2 separate regions of the Homo sapiens genome follow, and region 2 is linked to region 1. Evidence: read pairs that join two places in POLR2A ChIA-PET (ENCODE). Cell type or tissue: MCF 10A. All regions are shown on one strand. Links, peaks and the distances in the headings refer to the core of each region. The heading gives the core; the rest is flanking DNA. Region 1 holds the start of EDC4 (enhancer of mRNA decapping 4). Region 2 overlaps RANBP10 (RAN binding protein 10).

Region 1 (9,748 bases), core at 2,528-7,527:
AGATACTTGTACTCTGAGGCCCCAACCCTGGGGTTTCCTGTGCCTTTTTCAGATTGACGCGTCATGCCTTACGTGGGAAGGACAACAGTTCCAGGGGAAAGCTGCCATTGTGGAGAAGTTGTCTGTAAGTAGGGAAGAAAGCCAGGGTGCAGGTGGCTCCTTTCCCACCCCTTCTGGCCTTGGTTCTCCCACCTCCCACTCTCTCTCTTGTAGAGCCTTCCGTTCCAGAAAATTCAGCACAGCATCACCGCGCAGGACCATCAGCCCACTCCAGATAGCTGCATCATCAGCATGGTTGTGGGCCAGCTTAAGGTAATGGTACTGCCACAGTGGTAGGGAGGGGTGGGCAGGCAGAGGAGAGTCTTGTACCCCTGCTTTCCCTGTGGATGTGACCTGCTTATCTAGGGACACCCAGACAAAGTGACTGTCTAGAGCTGCGTAGTTCAGTATGCTAGCCATTAGCCACATGTAGGTGGCAATTTTTAAGTTATATTAATTAAGATTAAATAAAATGTACTTCTTCGGTTGTACTAGCCATATAGAACATTTTTGTGACTGTAGAAAGTCCTATTGGCAGACACTGGTCTAGAGCCTTTATCTGGAAAAGGGAGAAGTATAGGAGTAGGATGGGACTGGGGTGCCAAGCCACTAGGCTCCCACTCTGCCCTAAGGTCAAGGTGGACAGGCTAGCTGGGTGCGGAGAGGCAGTCCACTCCTGCAGCCCTTGCTACCACTCCTCAGGCTGGCTGCTGGCTCCTTGCCTGCTGAGCAAAGCAGATTCCTGGAACTCCTATTTCTTTTTTTTTTTTTTTTTGAGACGGAGTCTCACTCTTGTTGCTTAGGCTGGAATGCAGTGGCACAATCTCAGCTCACTACACTTCTGCCTTCCGAGTTCAAGCAATTCTCCAGCCTCAGCTTCCCAAGTAGCTGGGATTACAGCTGCCCGCCACCACACCCAGATAATTTTTTGTATTTTTAGTAGAGACAGGGTTTCACTATGTTGGCCAGGCTGGTCTTGAACTCCTGACCTCAGGTGATCCACCTGCCTCGGCCTCCCAAAGTGCTGGGATTATAGGCGTGAGCCACCTATTTCTCTTTGCATTTTCCTTCCTCCTTCTCAAGACCTATTATTCTCAGAGACTTCCTGTGGTCCCTCAGACCCCCCAAGAACTCTCCAAGGACCTGTTGTGCTTCAGCATATTAAAGTCAGATTCTGGGCTGGGCGCGGTGGCTCACGCCTGTAATCCCAGCACTTTGGGAGGCCGAGGCAGGCAGATTACCTGAGGTCAGGAGTTTGAGACCAGCCTGACCAACATGGAGAAACCCTGTCTCTACTAAAAATACAAAATTAGCCAGGCATGGTGGCACATGCCTGTAATCCCATCTACACGGGAGGCTGCGGCAGGAGAATCGCTTGAACCTGGGAGGCAGAGGTTGCGGTGAGCTGAGATTGCACCATTGCACTCTAGCCTGGGCAACAAGAGTGAAACTCTGTCTCTAAATAAATAAATAAAGCCAGATTCTGTTTACAAAAACACCCTTCTTCCCAAAAATAGCAGGACAAATTGGCTGCCCCTCGGCCTGGGCTTGTGTCTTACAATAACATGGTCACATGCTCTCTTTCTCTAGGCTAGCCGGGACAGGGCTTCCTGAGTCCAGAGTGGGTGTGTAGGTGGTCCTGTGGGCCTCTGCAGTGGACGCAGAGGCACCTGCTTTCTGGCCTGGACTTTCCTGTCAGTTTCTCCTGCCTGTTCAGGATGTCCTGCTCAGTGCCTGTGCCTGAAGAGGCACAGAATTCAGGAGGTCTCTGTAGGGAGCTCATTGTTCACTTTCTCAGGCAAAGGTAGTAAACACTGCTGCTTCCCACCGGCTTCAGGTTCTTCCTGGTGATTCTGTCCAATTTGGAGCTCCCAAACAACTGATTTGCCTCCTTGATGACGATAATTCCCAGAAAGCAGGTGATGTTAGAGACAGTGCTGGTTAGCTAGGCTCCTATTTCAACTAGGTCTCATCCTAGTTTTCTGCAGTTTGGCTGCAGGTTTCTTGCCCTTTTTTTTCATCTCAAATACTGTTTATTACATGACAGGAAACATCATTGGATAGTGAACCTATGTTTTCAAGATTGTTTGCAGTTTTTTTGATACTCTATAAGTTACTTGGTAAATACTATGGGATTCGTTTCAAAATTGTGATCACTTGTGTCTGGAGATATGTGCTTGGAGGCAGGTACATCCTCTGCTCTTTTGCTGTAGCTAAGGGTGAATTATTGTGCAGTTTAAGCACACATAGCACACATAGGCGTGGCTGATTGTTGGCCTACATGTGCCCAGGGCATTGTTTCATACATTACATCAATTCACATTCACAAGTACCCCTTGGCTACACTGGGATTTGAGTTCAGGACAGTAGGGCCTGATCCTAAAGTCAACATTTTTTTGCCCTCTTCTCCTACCACTGAATTCCCTTCCTGTTTCTTGATCCCCTTACTGAATCCTCTTTTCTCTCCTCATAGGCGGATGAAGACCCCATCATGGGGTTCCACCAGATGTTCCTATTAAAGAACATCAACGATGCTTGGGTTTGCACCAATGACATGTTCAGGCTCGCCCTGCACAACTTTGGCTGACCTCCTCTCAGCTAGGCACTCACGCTGTTTCCTCCTCCCTCCTCTTCCCAATACTATTCCCACTCCTCCAGATGCTCCAAATATCATGCACAAATGAGCAGGGCCGCGGTGGGAGTGGGCGCAGTGCGCTGCTGCCACTGAGGTGTTGTGCATGATGTTTGGATGCTAGACTAGTTGCATCTGACGGGAGAAGTTTGTGTTGTACCAGCGCATGCCTTGGAAAGACTTAAGTAATGCAAAAGGTTGTCCTTTTTTTTTTTTTTTTTTTTTTAATCTACTGACAAGTTGCTCTAGTAACCCAAAGAAGTGAAGGAGAAAGCAGCTGCCTCACCGCCCAGACATTGATTTGTTCAGATGTTTCAATGCCTCATGATACAATAAAACCACAAAAATTTTCTTAACAGTTTAAATTGTTTTAATTAGTTTACTAGTTGGCTGGGCATCAGAAGCTACCCAGACCCGTTGTCTCTCTCATGTTTCACCCTCCCACTTCTGCCCCAACTCTGAATACCTGTTGCAGGGAGAAACTGCTGAAGCAGCACTCCCAGCTAGCCTCTCAGAAGCCGTGTAGGGCAGTTCTCTCCCACTCCACAGGGCGACTGGTCTTTGGAAAGCAGGCAGGAAGAGCTCAGGTCTGGCCTGAAGCTTCTCTCACTGAAGCCTGTGCAGTCAGTTCTGATACCTCCTGTGACTTCTGCTCTGGGTAGGTTCAGGGCCCTAGTAGCAGGAGAGATGATCCTGAATCCTGTTGAAGCTGGAGAGGCCTTGGCAAAATGGCTCATCACGTTCAGGCCCTCCGGGCTGAGTTGTCAGCAGTATCAAGGGAGGGGCCTGCTCTATCCCCAGAAGGATCAGGATCATATCCAGGATGCCCCACATACACCAAGCCAGGCAGAGGGCAGCTCAGCTCCTGTCCCATCTGCTTTGGATATCTTTACCCAAAGGCAGGTAACCCGAAGAGCCAGCCTCCACTGCCCACAGAGCCAGGCCCAGTTGTGTTGGAGTATAGGTCAGGAGCTGTGGAAGGAGGCAGTCTGTGAGGGACTCATGCTTTAGGAGTCCTCACCCCTCAGACTGCTGCAGGACATTGCCAGGCCTCTCTCCACTTCCTTCCTCAGCATACAGACTTCATGCTATCTTCCAATTCCGGGGAGTCTTAGCTATTAGGGCAGTTTCTGCTTCTCCATTTTGGGGACAAAGGCCTTGCCCAGTACAAATCTAGCCCCTTGTCCCACAGACTTCTGGATGGTATAAACCTAGTGGCAATGTAGCAACCATAGGCTAGAACCAAACCCAAGATTTGGGTCAGTGCCCTGTTAAGGGTTTTAGGATTGGTAAGGACACCACAGCTAAATCTGACATGTAAAAGGATACCCTTCCCCTGTCCCACTACGGGTGGAGGCTAAGGACCTCCTCAGATCCCACAGATTGCCTGGTGACATTGGGCACAGGGCTGGATGGTGTGCTGTTTGAGAGGACAGCATGCTCAGGAGATTTCAGTGGGAATGATCTCTAGGCTGATGTGTATTTGGGGAAGTGGGGGTGGGGAAGAGGTAGGTGCCTGCTGCCTCAAACCACCTTGTGTAAAATCTGCAATACGGCTTCTTCCATGTACCTGTGCCTGAACTGTCTGCAATAAAGAAGAATTTGTAAACTGTGGTTTCTTTCTTCCAACCTGAGGGTGCCAGGTGGGACAAGGGGATGCTGGGGGACAGTAGGGAACAATGACTGGTCATTGTAGTGGGATCATCTCCCCTGCTCTTGCAATTCCTGAGTTTTATGACCTCGAGGGTAGCCTCAGGCCTTGAGTTATTCCGACCCATTCCCAAAGGGAACCTGAGGCACCTGCCAATTCAGCATATTCTGGGGGTCTGAGGGACCTTAGCATGGGCGGCTAAGTTGACCCCGTCCCAGGACCATCGGAGTCCATGCTCTGGGAGTGGGCAGGGACCTGGCGCCTTCTGAGTCGAGTAGGGCTTTAGGTGGCCCAGTGCGTGGACGCTTACTTCAGCCCCGTGGGACTTTCCTGACCTCGCGGACACAGGGGCGGGGCCGCCGAGGGGGACTGGCTGCGGGAGGGGTTTAGGCTTCCGCCCCCAGCCCGGAACCTTTCTTCTCCGGCCCTGGCAGGTTCCGGGAGCCTCGGCTCGTGGGTGCCGGAAGTGGAGGCGGTTGGTGGGGTTGGCGGGGCTCAGCGACGCTGCGCGGGTGGCGGTTTGCGAACTGCGGGTGGACTGTGTAGTGACCGGCGTCCCGCTGTCTCGCCCCGTGGCGGGTGAGCGAGGGTGCGTGGTGCGCGGCGGCGGCGGAACGAACGCGGTGCGGGCGGGGCGCCCGCCGCAGGGCCCATGGCCTCCTGCGCGAGCATCGACATCGAGGACGCCACGCAGCACCTGCGGGACATCCTCAAGCTGGACCGGCCCGCGGGCGGTGAGCGGGGGTTGCGGGGGTGGGCCCCAGGCGAGCTGACAAAAGGGCGGCGCGCGTCTGAACCGCCATTGGGGCCCACAGCTCCCTTAGGACTAGCTCTGGATCCTCCCGGCGGGTAAGGGTGGACGGGGATTGACTGTGCCCCTCGAAGGGCGCAGACCCCTGGGTGTGACCCCTCCCTATCTTGTCCTCAGGCTGTTCTGCCTTGTCCTTCAGCGTCTCGGTTGAAGGTGAGGCGCCTTCTCTGAATCCGCTGGGGCCCTCTGGTTTCCTGGCCCCGAGGTCTCTAGTGTTCCTGGGACTGGCCTAGCTCCTCTTCCCTTTCTCCATGGTTCAGAGGCCTGGTCTGGGCTCCGTATATGGAATTCTGGGCCCAGGCTTAAGCGCGATGCTGAAGAGCTGCCGGTCCCCCTCCATAACTTGCCCTTCTCTCTGGAATAAAGACTCCAGGCCTCCCGTTCTGAAACTGATTTCCAGGAGGAAGGTGTCCAGTCTCAATTCCGTGTTCTTTCTGGGATGAAGGCAAATCACAGACCGCACCACCCTGACTGAATTATGCTACAAATATCTGCAAGCCCTAATTGGTTCCCATTCATTCATATTTCGCTTTGGCTCTTAATGATACCTCAGAACTAGTCTTGCCCCCAAAGATTCCCCAAGACACAGCTAACAGGGTTGTAATATACTGTTGTCATTGAAAGAAAGGAGTGTCTCGATACTGTGATGGGCGTGGGAAGGGTGGAGGCTGGTGAGTGCAGAGTGCAGGTCTGAGAGGGGAGACTGGGCTAGGTCTTGTAATGTGAACAGGGGCTTGGGTGTCAGGAAAGGCACCCAAGGCACCTATGGAGAAGCCACCTATTAGGAAGAGGAAATAGCACGTGTGCAGGCACTAGTTTACTGACAGGTTTAGGGATCTCTGAAGTGGCCGGTGATGATGGTGTGGGCGTACAGTGGAGAATTGTGTTTCCTCAGATCTTGTTCTTACACCTGCTGGGAGGCCCAGACTGGCTGCTTCTGGAAGCAGGCACTGGTGCTCACTAGGGGTGGATTCAACTAACCCCTACTTTCAGAAAATCCATCTGCTGCCTGAGACCACTCGGCCCTTTGTCCCAGGCCTGGAGTGTGTGCCCTCTTTACTCATGAGTTGGGCGTGGACCTCTCCTGCTGCTCAGCTGCTTTGTAGACTAGACTCCGCAGAGATTTGGTAGAGCCTGGCATGGCCAACCATGTACAGCCTGAGCCTGCTTTTTGGTTGTCCTCATGGTACCCTTCATGGAAGGGAGAGTTGTCAGCTTGTCCCTGAGCAGCTAAAGTGGCTCTGATCTGAATGAAGTGGCCTGGAGGCTTTCCTTATAACTACTTTGTTTATTGATTGGCACTTGATTCCCTTGTTTGCCAAGCAGCTCTTTCTTGTCTCCTCTCACTGGACGACCAGGTCAGAACTCAGACTATTGAGGACTGGGCGCGGTGGCTCACACCTGTAATCCCAGCACTTTGGGAGGCCGAGGTGGGTGGATTGCTTGAGGCCAGGAGTTCGAGACCAGCCTGGCCAACATGGTTTCTTAACATGGTGAAACCTTATCTCTACTAAAAATATAAAAATTAGGTGAGCTGTAATCCCAGCTACTTGGGAGGCTGATGCAGGAGAATCCCTTGAACCCAGGGGGTAGAGGTTGCCATGAGCCGAGATCGCGCCAAAATAATTCAAAGACTGTTGTGACTGGAAACTTGCTATGTTCTGAATGTGGAGCCCTAGGCTCCTTGCCACCTGGGGATTTTGGAAATGGTGTCTGAGCCTATGAGAGTGTTTGAAACCCAGCCAGTTGCAAAGAACTGAAATGCTGTCTTTCCTTACTCCACACGCTGCCCCATAGTTTCTCTCCTTTTGGTCCAGCTCCTTTATGTCCCTGCCTTCTGTGTTTACTTGCCCAAGATAGCTTCTTCTGAGCCATTTCTGTGTGGGGCAGCCCCTTCCACATCTTACCAGTGCCCTTCCATGCCTTAGGAGCCCATCTTCTCTCCAAACTCTGACACTACATTGGTCTAGGCCTTGATCTCTCTCACCCAGATTCTCAACCATTCTGCATGCTATCTTAGAGTAATCTTCCCACTGGCCAGAACTGACCACATCACCTTCCCTTTTGAAACTCTTTATGGTTCTCATGGCCCACAGGGAGAGTCTAAGTGCCACGGCATCATACCTGATGCCTCTGTAGCTTTGTTTTCACTCCATCCTTCCTGTGTTTGTGTGTTCTGGTCACACTAACTGCTGTATAAAGTCTTTCCTGACCCCTCCTATGCCCTCACTCAGTCCACAGAGTTCTTCTGTAGTGACCCAGACCTGAGTATTCACTGCCCTCAAAGGGTCCTTGATGGCTTGTACCCCTCCCCCAGGTAGAAGAGCCTCATGCTCATCCTTGGTCCTGCCTACATCAGTGTTTATGGAACGAGAGATGAACACAGGGCCCTCCTCCTCATGGACATGCTTTGCTCAGTTGAGTGTTCCTAGAGCACCTCATAGTTCTTGAAGGAAACTCTGAAAGGGGAGAGGCTTGTGGGCAGGTCGAGCAACCTTATCAGAATGACCCTCTTTGTCCCCAGGCCCCAGTGCAGAGAGCCCACGGCCATCCAGTGCCTACAATGGGGACCTCAATGGACTTCTGGTCCCAGACCCGCTCTGCTCAGGTGATAGTACCTCAGCAAACAAGACTGGTCTTCGGACCATGCCACCCATTAACCTGCAAGAGAAGCAGGTCATGTGAGTACCTAGGAGACGACAATAGTGGTGATGGTGTATTTGGGGTGTCTGCTAGCTGAAGGCATGAGATGGGGAGTGAGCGGGGCCAGCAGCCTCTGCTGCTTCCTCTCTAGATGACCTGGGGTGGAGCTTGAGCTTGCACTAGGATGAGAGGCAAGGACAAGCTCAGGGGTTTGGCCTGGATACCTGGTTTAGAATGAAAGTAGGCTCATTCCCAAGGAAGGAGATGAGCAAGCAGAGCTGTGGGTCTGGGGCCAGTGGACCAGGCGAAGCTGACATTGGACTAGATACCTTCCCCAGTCTGGCTATGTCCTCGCTTCCTCCCAACCCTGCCCGCTGAGCCTTTGGGTGAACAAGAGGCAAAGTTTTTGCACTCTTCCCCACAGCTGTCTCTCAGGAGATGATAGCTCCACCTGCATTGGGATTTTGGCCAAGGAGGTGGAGATTGTGGCTAGCAGTGACTCTAGCATTTCAAGCAAGGCCCGGGGAAGCAACAAGGTAGGTACTGGGATGCTGTGGCATATATAATGTACGGGGGCACACCCAGCCTTTCCAGTCTCCCTCATGCTGCCAGTTCCTATGGGGACCACCTTGACACTTTCCCAGTTTCAGGAAGCCAGGGCTGGGTGCCAAGCCTCTGTGGGAGTCTGGCTCCAGGAGGTAACAGTGGGTAGCTGGACTTGCATCTGTGTCCTCTCCCATCCCCAGGGATGTTGGGGGCCACCTAGGCTCTGGGGAAGTTCCATGACTTTTCTCACCCTGGGTTCTCAGGTGAAAATTCAGCCTGTCGCCAAGTATGACTGGGAACAGAAGTACTACTATGGCAACCTGATTGCTGTGTCTAACTCCTTCTTGGCCTATGCCATTCGGGGTGAGTAAAGACAGTGAGGAGGAAGGAATGTTCTGCTGGATGTCCCACAGAGCCAGTTCCAACATCAGGCCACTCAGGCCTTAGGGGTACAATGGAAGGTTTGTCCATGCTGCCTCTTGGGGAGCTGGGTGGGAAAACCAAGCTTGAGACTCTGGTGGTGGCAGGGAGACAGGTGGGGCAGCGCTTCTCTGCTACTGCCTGAGCCTGGATACGTATTCATGGTCCACTGCTCTCCTGATTCCAGCTGCCAACAATGGCTCTGCCATGGTGCGGGTGATCAGCGTCAGCACTTCGGAGCGGACCTTGCTCAAGGGCTTCACAGGCAGTGTGGCTGATCTGGCTTTCGCGCACCTCAACTCTCCACAGCTGGCCTGCCTGGATGAGGCAGGCAACCTGTTCGTGTGGCGCTTGGCTCTGGTTAATGGCAAAATTCAGTATCCATTCCTTCCTGTGGGTGGTGGGACTGAAGAAGGGTGGGCGGAGCTGGGGTGTCACGCCTCTTCATTCATCTATCTAGCCCTTAACACCCTGCTCAGAGAAGAGATCTTGGTCCATATTCGGCAGCCAGAGGGCACGCCACTGAACCACTTTCGCAGGATCATCTGGTGCCCCTTCATCCCTGAGGAGAGCGAAGACTGCTGTGAGGAGAGCAGCCCAACAGTGGCCCTGCTGCATGAAGACCGGGTGAGGGGGCTGACATGGCGAAGAGGCGCCAGAGAAGCCATAGTGTGGGGTTGGGCTGCACACTCACCTCCCTGTGCCTTCCAGGCTGAGGTGTGGGACCTGGACATGCTCCGCTCCAGCCACAGTACCTGGCCTGTGGATGTTAGCCAGATCAAGCAGGGCTTCATTGTGGTAAAAGGTCATAGCACGGTAAGCCTGTGACTGCCTGCCTCCCCTGCCCTCCCCACTTCCTCATATCCATCTTCTGTTCCCTATATCCACAGCTGCCCGGGCAGCTTTACTAGCATTCTGCCCGTGGGGACTCTGAGCTCAAATTGGCCCTCACCTGTGCAGCTTTCTCCTTATCTAGCAGCACCCTGCAGGTCTGGCCTTCTCTAGG
Region 2 (9,748 bases), core at 2,843-7,842, 94 kb before region 1:
AAGAGTTATGCTTGGTCGCTGCAACAGGGCTCTGGTTCCACAACATTCTATGGGAATGGGGAATCACTAAAGCACCTGTGCTCAAAACACAACTTGCTTAGGCCTCCCCACAGGAGACGCCTCTCCCTTCTCCAGCAGCTAGCCCTCAACACCTTCCTACAGACTCTGCTCCACAGGTAAGATGGTGTTTATTAGTGGATGGCTCGGGAGCCTCTGTACAAACCCCTGCCTCGACTTGAGAATCTGAGTGGACTGTCTAAGGGGAGAGCAGCCAGAGGAAGCTGACACCCACATTTGGGCACCATTCCACCTCTAGGTGTCAATGACACAGGGAGCAGCCCCACAGGAGCCCAGGTTGCATATTCCAATGAGGTCACAGCTGAGTCAGGGTTCAAGGCGAATAAGCCCCCACTCTTCAAATACTGGGTGACATTAAGTCTTTTCCAAAAGCATGGTGTTTTAAAGCTACCAAAAGATGCACTCTTCTATCTTCCAGAAACTCTTCATAAACTTAAAGACTATCATCCAACCAATCTGAGAGAAACAAAGCAGACCCTGTGAATACACTAAAAAACACGAATTGTACACTTTAAATGGTGACTTGTATAGCATGTTAAATTACATGTCAATAACACTCAAGAAAGTAGGAATAAAAGGAAACTACCTTAACACAACAAAGGTCATATATGAAAAACCTGGCTGGGCACAGTGGCTCACACCTGTAATCCCAGCATCTTGGGAGGCTGAGGCGGGTGGATCACTTGAGGTCAGGAGTTCGAGACCAGCCTGGCCAACATGGTGAAACACCGTCTCTACTAAAAATACAAAAATTAGCAGGGTGTGGTGGCACACGCCTGTAATCCCAGCTACCAGGGAGCTGAAGCAGGAGAATCGCTTGAACCCTAGAGGCCGAGGTTGCAGTGAGCCAAGATCAGGCCACTGCATTCCAGTCTGGGTGACAAAGAGAGACTCCGCTTCGAAAAATAAATTTAAAAAAACCCCACAGCTAACATCATACTCAATGGTGGAAGACTGAAAGCCTTTCATCTAAGATGCCTGCTTTCACCACTTCTATTCAAGACAGTATTGGGAGTTCTAGATGATGCAATCAGACAAGAAAAAGGAATGAAAGGCATCCAAATTGGAAAGGAAAACTATCTCTGTTCACAGATGACATGTTCCCATACGTAGAAAACCTTGCCAGGTGTGGTGGCTCATGCCTGTAATCCCAGAACTTTGGGAGGCTGAAGCAGGAAGATCGCTTGAGCCCAAGAGTTCGAGACCAGCCTAGGCAACACGGCAATATCCTGTCTCTACAAAAAATTAGGTGGGCATGGTGAAGTGCACCTGTAATTCCAGCTGCTTAGAAGACTGAGGTGGGAAGATCACCTGAGCCCAGGAGATCAAGACTGCAGTAAGCAAGATTGTGCCACTGGGTGACAGAGTGAGACTCCGTCTAAAAAAAAAAAAAAAAAAAAAAACTGGAAAGAAAAGAAAGGGAAACTCTAAAGATTGCACAAAACAAAAAACTTGCCGGGCGCGGTGGCTCACACCTGTAATCCCAGCTCTTTGGGAGGCCCAGGCGAGCGGATCACAAGGTCAGGAGATCAAGACCATCCTGGCCAACACGGTGAAACCCCGTCTCTACTAAAAATACAAAAAATTAGCCAGGCATGGTGGTGGGTGCCTGTAGTCCCAGCTACTCAGGAGGCTGAGGCAGGAGAATGGCATGAACCTGGGAGGCGGAGCTTGCAGTGAGCCGAGATCACACCACTGCACTCCAGCCTGAGAGACAGAGCAAGACTCCATCTCAAAAAAAAAAAAATTAGAATTGGCCAGATGCAGGGCTGGGTGTGGTAGCTCACACCTGTAATCCCAGCACTTTGGGAGGCTGAGGTCGGCGGATCACCTGAGGTCAGGAGGTTCAAGACCAGCCTGACCAACATGGTAAAAACCAATCTCTAATAAAATACAAAAAAATTAGCCGGGTGTGGTGGAACATGGCTGTAAACCCAGCTACTTGGGAGGGTGAGGCAGGAGAATCGCTTAAACCTGGGAGACAGAGGTTGCTTTGAGCTGAGATCAGGCCACTGCACTCCAGCCCGGACAACAGACACGGACTCCATCTCAAAAAAAAAAAAAAAAAAAAAAAAAGAATTGGCCAGGTGTGGTGGCTCATGCCTGTAATCCCAGCACTTTGGGAGCTAAGACAGGCAGATCACCTGAGGTCAGGAGTTCAAGATCAGCCTGGCCAACATGGTGAAACCCTGTCTCTGTTAAAAATACAAAAATTAGCCGGGCGTGGTGGTGGGCACCTGTAATCCCAGCTACTTGGGAGGCCAAGGCAGGAGAATCACATGAACCTGGGGGCAGAAGTGGCAATAAGCTGAGATCGAGCCACTGCACTCCAGCCTGGGTGACAGAGCAAGACTTTGTCTCAAAAAAAAAAAGAAAAAGAAAAAGAAAAAAAAAAAGAACTAATAAGTTACTCTATTTCTCACTTTTCAGTTGTATTGCTACACACTTATAATGAACAATCAAAAAAAAATTGAGAAAACAATTCCATTTCCAATAGCATCAAAAGAATAAAATACTTAAGCTGGGCACGGTGGCTCACGCCTGTAATCCTAGCACTTTAGGAGGCTGAGGCAGGTGGATCACGAGGTCAGGAGTTCAAGACCAGCCTGACCAACATGGTGAAAACCCATCTCTACTAAAAATACAAAAATTAGCCGGGCGTGGTGGTGCATGCCTGTAATCCCAGCTATTCGGGAGGCTGAGGCAGGAGAATTGCAGGAACCCGGGAGGTGGAAGTTGCAGTGAGCCAATACCGCAGCATTGCACTCTAGCCTGGGGTACAAGAGCGAAACTCCGTCCCCCACCCAAAAAAAAGAAAAAAAATACTTAAAAGTAAATAAAGTAGGCTGGGCGCGGTGGCTCACGCCTATAATCCCAGCACTTTGGGAGGCTGAGGCGGGCAGATCACAAGGTCAGGAGATTGAGACCATCCTGACTAACATGGTAAAACCCCGTCTCTACTAAAAATACAAAAATTTAGCCGGGCATGGTGGCGGGGGCCTGTAGTCCCAGCTACGGGGGAGGCTGAGGCAGGAGAATGGCGTGAACCCAGGAGGCTGAGCTTGCAGTGAGCCGAGATCGCGCCACTGCACTCCAGCCTGGGCGACAAAGCGAGACTCCATCTCAAAACAAAACGAAAAAAAAAGTAAAAAAACTTAACCAAGGAGGCTAAAGACACTAAAAACTATAAAATGTTGATGAAGGAAATTACAGACACAAATAAATGGAAAGACATCCTCTGTTCACTGATTAGAAGACTCACTATTGTTAAGATGTCAATACTACCCAAAGTGATATACAGATTCAAGGCCATCCCTATCAAAATCCCAATGATGTTTTCCACAGAAATAGAAAAATCCATATGGAATCTCAAGGGACAGAAACAGTCAAAACAATCTTAAAAAGAACAAAGTTGGAGGGCTTACACTTTCTGATTTCAAAACTTACTACAAAGCTACAATAATAAATCAGTTTAAGACTCGCATAAAGACAGACCTACAGTCCAAGGAATAGAATAGAGATCCCAGAAATAAACCCTCACATGTATAGTCAACTGATTTCAACAAGGATGCTAAGACCATTAGATGGGGAAATGACAGTTTTTTCAACAAATAACGCTGGGACATCTGGATAATCACAAACAAAAGAACAAAGTTTGGCCAGGTGCGGTGGCTCACGCCTGTAATCCCAGCACTTCAGGAGGCCAAAGTGGGTGGATCACCTGAGGTCGGGAGTTCAAGACCAGCCTGACCTATGTGGAGAAACCCCGTCGCTACTAAAAATACAAAACTAGCTGGGCATAGTGGCGCATGCCTGTAATCACAGCTACTTGAGAGGCTGAAGCAGGAGAATCGCTTGAACCCAGGAGGCGGAGGTTGCAGTAAGCCAAGATCGCGCCACTGCACTCCAGCCCAGGCACCAAGAGCGAAACTCTGTCTAAAATAAAAAAAAAAAGAAGTTTTTTGCTTATATTACACCATATATAAAAATCAACTCAAAATGGATCAAAGACCTAATCATAAGAGCTAAAACTTCAACTCTCAGGAAAAGACATAGCAAGCTTCATGACATTGGATTTGGCAATAATTTCTTGGACAAAAGCACAGGCAACAAGAGAAAACATAGATAAAGTAAACTTCATCAAACTTTAAAACTTTTAGCTAGGAATGGTGATGTGCACCTGTAGTTCCAGCAATGTGGGAGGCTGAGGCAGGAGGATCGCTTGAGCCCAGGAGTTTGGGACTAGCCTGGGCGACACAGCAAAACCCCATCTCTAAAAAATGAGAGTGGCAAAGGCCTTGAGATGTTTCCCTAAAGAAGGTGTACATGTGGCCAGCAAGCACCTGAAAAGATGCTCACCATCACTATCGTTACGGAAATGCAAATCAAAACTACAGTGAGGGCAGGCACAGTGGCTCATGCCTATAATCCTAGCACTTTGGGAGGCCGAGGCAGATGGACTGCTTGAGCTCAGGAGTTCAAGACCAGCCTGAGCAACATGGCAAAACCCCATCTCTACAAAAAATATAAAAATCAGCTGGGCGTGGTGGTGCTTTTCTGTAGTCTCAGCTACTTGAGAGGCTGAGATGGGAGCACAGCTTGAGGCCCAGGAAGTTGAGGCTGCAGTGCCTCCCGCCATTGCACTCCAGAGCCTGGGTGACAAAGTGAGACACTGTCTCAAAATAAAAATAAAATAAAAATAGTCTGGGCGCAGTGGCTCATGCCTGTAATCCCAGCACTTTGGGAGGCCAAGGAGGGCTGATTGTTTGAGACCAGGAGTTCGAGATCAGCCTGGGCAAAATGGTGAAACCCTGTTTCCACCAAAAATACAAAAATTAACCAGACATGGTAGTGCACACCTGTAGTCCCAGCTACTCAGGAGGCTGAGGTGGGAGGATGGCTTGAGCCTGGGGTGGGTGGAGGTTGCAGTGAGCCGAGATGGCACTACTGCACTCCAGCCTGGGTGACAGAGCCAGACCTTGTCTCAAAGAAAAAAAAAAAAAAACACAGCGAGATACCACTTTGTACCCTTTGAGCTGCCAAGAATGAGACAAAAATAAATAAGGAAAGGGCATAACAAAAACCTCAAACTCATTCTCCTGTACACATACTGCAGTATCTTTGCATCTATGGAACAGGAAGAATCCCCATAGGAGGCCACTGACACTACCCTTCCTCTATTGATCTCTGCAGGCACCTGAATATGGCTGAGTTATTAGGAGCTCTTGGGTCCTTGCTAACGTTGAGTAATTCAGTAAAAACAGGTGTGATAAATTTCTTTTCATAGAGGTTCTTCCAGTCATTCATGTCATCAACAAAAATGCCCTGTACCCAGTATGATGCTGGGGACATAAGGGTGGGGGCCTGGGCTCAATCCTTGCCCTCCAACAGTTCTAATGTCAAGTCAGGGCAAGCCAGAGAGTCAAGGTGTGCTGACTCAAAATGGGGAATTCCCTCAGGAAGTGAAGGCTGAGCCAAGGCCTGGTAAAGTAAATGACAGGAGAAAGAGGATCATGGTCCACTCAAAAACAGCAGAATGTGGGCCAGGCACGGTGGCTCACGCCAGTAATCCCAGCACTTTGGGAGGCCAAGGCAGGTGGATCACGAGGTCAAGAGATCCAGACTATCCTGGCCAACATAGTGAAACCCCATCTCTACTAAAAATAAAAAAATTAGCCGGGCGTGGTGGCGGGTGCCTGTAGTCCCAGCTACTCGTGAGGCTGAGGCAGGACAATCACTTGAACCCGGGAGGCGGAGAATGCAGTGAGCCGAGATTGCGCCATTGCACTCCAGCCTGGCAACAAAGCTAGACTCCGTCTCAAAAAACAAACAAACAAACAAAAAAACACAGCAGAATGTGAAAAGGCATAGAGGCAAGAAAGCAGCCACGTGGTTGGGGAACTAAGAGAAGTTTAGTATGACTGGGTTACAGTCTGGGCAGACCTAGAAAGACAGACAGCTGGATCTGGAAATGGGCTGTGCATGCACAGCCTGCATGCTAGCTTAAGGAGTCTGAACTTCATGAGAGGTAAATGGGAAGCCACAGAAGGGGCTAAGCTGGGGATGGTGGCTTCAGCCTATAATCCCAGCTACTTGGGAGGCCAAGGCGGGAAGATCATTGGAAGCCAGGAGTGCAAGACCAGCCTAGACAACATAACAAGACCACCTCTGTCTCTAAAAAAAAGAAAGGGTACAGCTGATCAAACAGCTGATATTTGAAAAATGGATTGAAGAACCAAAACTGGACACTTCCAGAGTCATTCCCATGGAAGATGACAAGGGTGGGACAGGAGCAGTGGGATGATGTGGAGACAGGCAAGTGCTCTTTAGAACACAGTTAATTTATTGGGTGGGGGAGGAGCTAGAGAAGCCCAAGACACTGCCCAGCACAACCAGGCACCAAGGAAAGGTCAATTCTCTGAGACCCACTTGGAAATACTGGAGCCAAAGTGCTCAGTCAGAGTTAGCAGCAGCCATTCTCCAGCTGTGCTCTCTAGCCCTGGCATTGATGCCACGCACACACATCTCAGAACACAGCTCCAAGGAGCAAACACAGTTTACAATCCTAGACTCCAATCTCACCTCTGCCACTGAGTTCAACACATGCCCACTGGCATGTCCCATGTGCTCTCAGAGCCTGCTTTATCAGCTATTACCTTGAGGCTGGAGAGCCCCCAAAGCAGCCATTCAACAGGATCAGACAAACGAGCACCTGAGCGCAGTGCCGGAGGCTGAAGGTGGATGATGGGACAACCCCACTTTGTCCATTCATTCATACACTGGAGGATCTTCCAGCATCAGGATCTGGTAAGGAAATGAGGCCATTCTGGAAGGCCTGGATCTCAGGACATCTAAAACAAACACCTGTTTACTTGAGATTACCAAGGAGAAAGGAGGTGAATATTTGCTTCCTTGTTGGTAATGGGCCAGGCTATGCTAGAAACACTCACAGATACAACCTGCCTGGGTCAGCCTGGGAGGGAGGGCGGCAACAAGGGCTTTTACTCCCGGAGCAGGTGACTAGAATAGATAGAGCAGCTTAGCTCCCAACACTTCTCTACCAGGGCCTTCTTTTCTAACTGCAGGATATATTTCAGGAGCTGGGGAGAGGGAATTATTTACGCTATGACACAGGTGAAAGTAAGGTAAAGCCATCTGATTTACTCCTTTCTTCTATATGGCAGCAAAGTGGAGAAGAAATATCATGCCAGAGAGGTGAGACAGGAAGCACAGAGAGGCAACAGACAAGCTCTTCGTGGCAGTGAGGCCATGAGTAGGCCTGTAACTTCTCAGTTCCTACCGTTGCCTGCCAAAACCACAATGCAAGGTGGAGATACGAGAACAGCTATTCTGCCCTATCTAGCTCAAGAGAGAAGAGGGCAGCAAATAGGCACTGCTTGGGACAAGTGGAGTCGAGATCCACCAGAACACAAGATAGAGAAGAAGCAACCGCACCTGGAAGCAGGCAGCAAAGGCCCACAGGTGTCCACACTCACAAATCCACCCAGAAGCTCCCACTATCCACTGCAACTGGCAGGGGGTCCATGCTGCCACCCGAGCAAGGGGGTCCACCCAGCCCTGCCACCCGAGCTCAAGTCTGCTGAAACCCTGCAGTCATGTGGAGAGCTGCAAGCACAGTCCAGTCCTCTTGGATTCCTTTTTCTCTTTGCTTTTCCAGATTTTCTACAACTAACACAAATTACTTTTTACAATTTTTAAATTTTAATTTCTATTTTTAGTTTTTATTTGAGACAGGGTCTCACTCTGTCTCCCAAGCTGGAGTGCAATGGTGAGACCTTGCTCACTGCAACCTCTGCCTCCCAGGCTCAAGCCATCCTCCCACATCAGCCCCCTGAATAGCTGGGACCATAGGTGAGTGCCACCACACCTGGGTAGTTTAGAGATGGGGATTTGCCCTGTTGCCTAGGCTAGTCTTGAACCCCTGAGCTCAAGCGATCAGCCTGCCTTGGCCTCCCAAAATGCTTGGATTACAAGTGTGAGCCACCGTACCCAGCCAATTATTTTATTTTATATTTTATTTTATTTTATTATTTTTTTAGAGACGAAGTCTTGCTCTGTCACCCAGGCTGGAGTGCAGTGCCGCGATCTTGGCTCACTGCAACCTCTGCCTCCCAGGTTCAGGCAATTCTCCTGCATCAACTTCCCAAGTAGCTGGGACTACAAGGCGTGCGCTACCACACCCAGCTAATTTTTGTATTTTTCAGTAGAGATGGGGTTTCACTATATGTTGGCCAGGCTGGTCAACTCCTGACCTCATGTAATCCGCCCAGCTCGGCTTCCCAAAGTGCTGGGATTACAGGCATAAGCCACCGTGCTGGGCCAAAAATCACTTTTAAGAGCCATCTCTTAAAAGCCACTTTTAAGAGCCATCTCTTAAAAGCCACTTTTAAGAGCCATCTCTTAAAAGCCACTTTTAAGAGCCATCTCTTAAAAGCCACTTTTAAGAGCCATCTCTTAAAAGCCACTTTTAAGAGTAATGGCTACATACTGCAGAGGTTTTTGGCTCTCACTCATCAGACTCTCTCTGGATCACCCCAGGACATTTCAGTGATGGGGGACACATTAGGGAACGTGGCTTTCACAGTCAGCTCCTTGGTCCACCTAGCACCCCGAGTCTTGACAGAAGGGCAGAGGCTGCATCACAACAGTACAGCTTCAGAAACAGTCAAAATCCTTGCTGAGCAGAGGCCCTGAGGTTCCGGCTCACATGGCACCTAGTATGTCCCAAGCTGGGCACAGAGCACACACGCAGGAGACCCTGCTGCAGTGAGACAGATTTGGCACAGCTCCAACTGACTAGAGTTTCTTCTGCGACCCAGGCAGGCCTGGTGGTGGACAGAGGACAGAACTTTAGAAACCAGGGCCACCTGACTCTCACACCTCCCAGATATGTACAAGGCCACGGGAAGGAGACGACCCCTTTACTGTACTCTACCACCCAGTCCTGATAACAAGTTTGAGAACCCTGCACAGAGAACCCCTTTGGCAACAAGTCTGACTTCCCCTCCTGCCTCCTGAAGAGTTCTGAGGTGACAAGAACACTTCACAGCAGGGCTCCAAACACAACACCCTTGACTCTAAAAGGCTGGTCTCAGACACTCCAGCCTAATTCAAGACTATGGGTCTTAGATTTCAACCCACATATCAGGTTCCTTATTAGAGGAGGAAAGGTTAAACCAAAGGCTCCTAAGCTCCTTCCCAGCTTTGACCTAGACTTCAATTCTTCACAGAAAAATGTCTGTGCACATTGTAAATGTGCAGTGCCCAGATGCAAACCCAAGATGAGGAAGACCCTGGAACAGCAATCAAAAAGCCACTAAGAAGACATCAGGCTGAGTGCGGTGGCTCACGCCTATAATCCCAGCACTTTGGGAGGCCAAGGCAGGTGGATCACAAGGTCAGGAGTTCAAGACCAGCCTAGCCAAGATGGTAAAACCCCATCTCTACTAAAAATACAAAAAAATTAGCCGGGCGTGCTGACGGGTGTCTATAATCCCAGCTACTCGGGAGACTGAGGCAGAGAAGTGTTTGAACCTGGAAGGTGGAGGTTGCAGTGAGCCAAGATGGCGCCACTGCACTCCAGCCTGAGTGACAGAGAGAGAGACTCCGTCTCAAAAAAAAAAAAAAAAAAAAGACATCAAAGGAAAAG

Evidence for each region. ChIA-PET counts read pairs that join two places held together with the same protein. Peaks named below come from ENCODE experiments on the same cell type or tissue, not always from the same donor. Only the 100,000 strongest peaks of a DNase experiment are listed, where the experiment ranks them.
Region 2: POLR2A ChIA-PET joins it to region 1 with 5 read pairs; 4 of 35 experiments call an interaction of 5 or more read pairs at or near these places.

The regions. Positions count from the first base shown.
Region 1 is chr16:67,868,288-67,878,035 of GRCh38, forward strand. NUTF2 (nuclear transport factor 2) reads left to right here. Exons shown (of 5, transcript NM_005796.3): 3 at 53-124; 4 at 214-312; 5 at 2,513-4,280. The coding sequence ends at 2,626. It overlaps EDC4 (enhancer of mRNA decapping 4), which reads left to right and starts at 4,765. Exons shown (of 29, transcript NM_014329.5): 1 at 4,765-5,056; 2 at 7,658-7,814; 3 at 8,201-8,312; 4 at 8,586-8,685; 5 at 8,930-9,119; 6 at 9,222-9,369; 7 at 9,454-9,558. The coding sequence starts at 4,975. RefSeq lists a silencer at 4,878-5,087 and an enhancer at 4,981-5,481. In MCF 10A, for the core only: no CTCF peak of the experiment used is centred there; a DNase peak (open chromatin) is centred at 4,734.
Region 2 is chr16:67,774,333-67,784,080 of GRCh38, forward strand. All of the region lies in intron 2 of RANBP10 (RAN binding protein 10), which reads right to left. Among named protein-coding and RNA genes, the nearest start is that of RANBP10, 27 kb to the right of the region's middle. RefSeq lists an enhancer at 7,128-7,277. In MCF 10A, for the core only: no CTCF peak of the experiment used is centred there; a DNase peak (open chromatin) is centred at 5,519.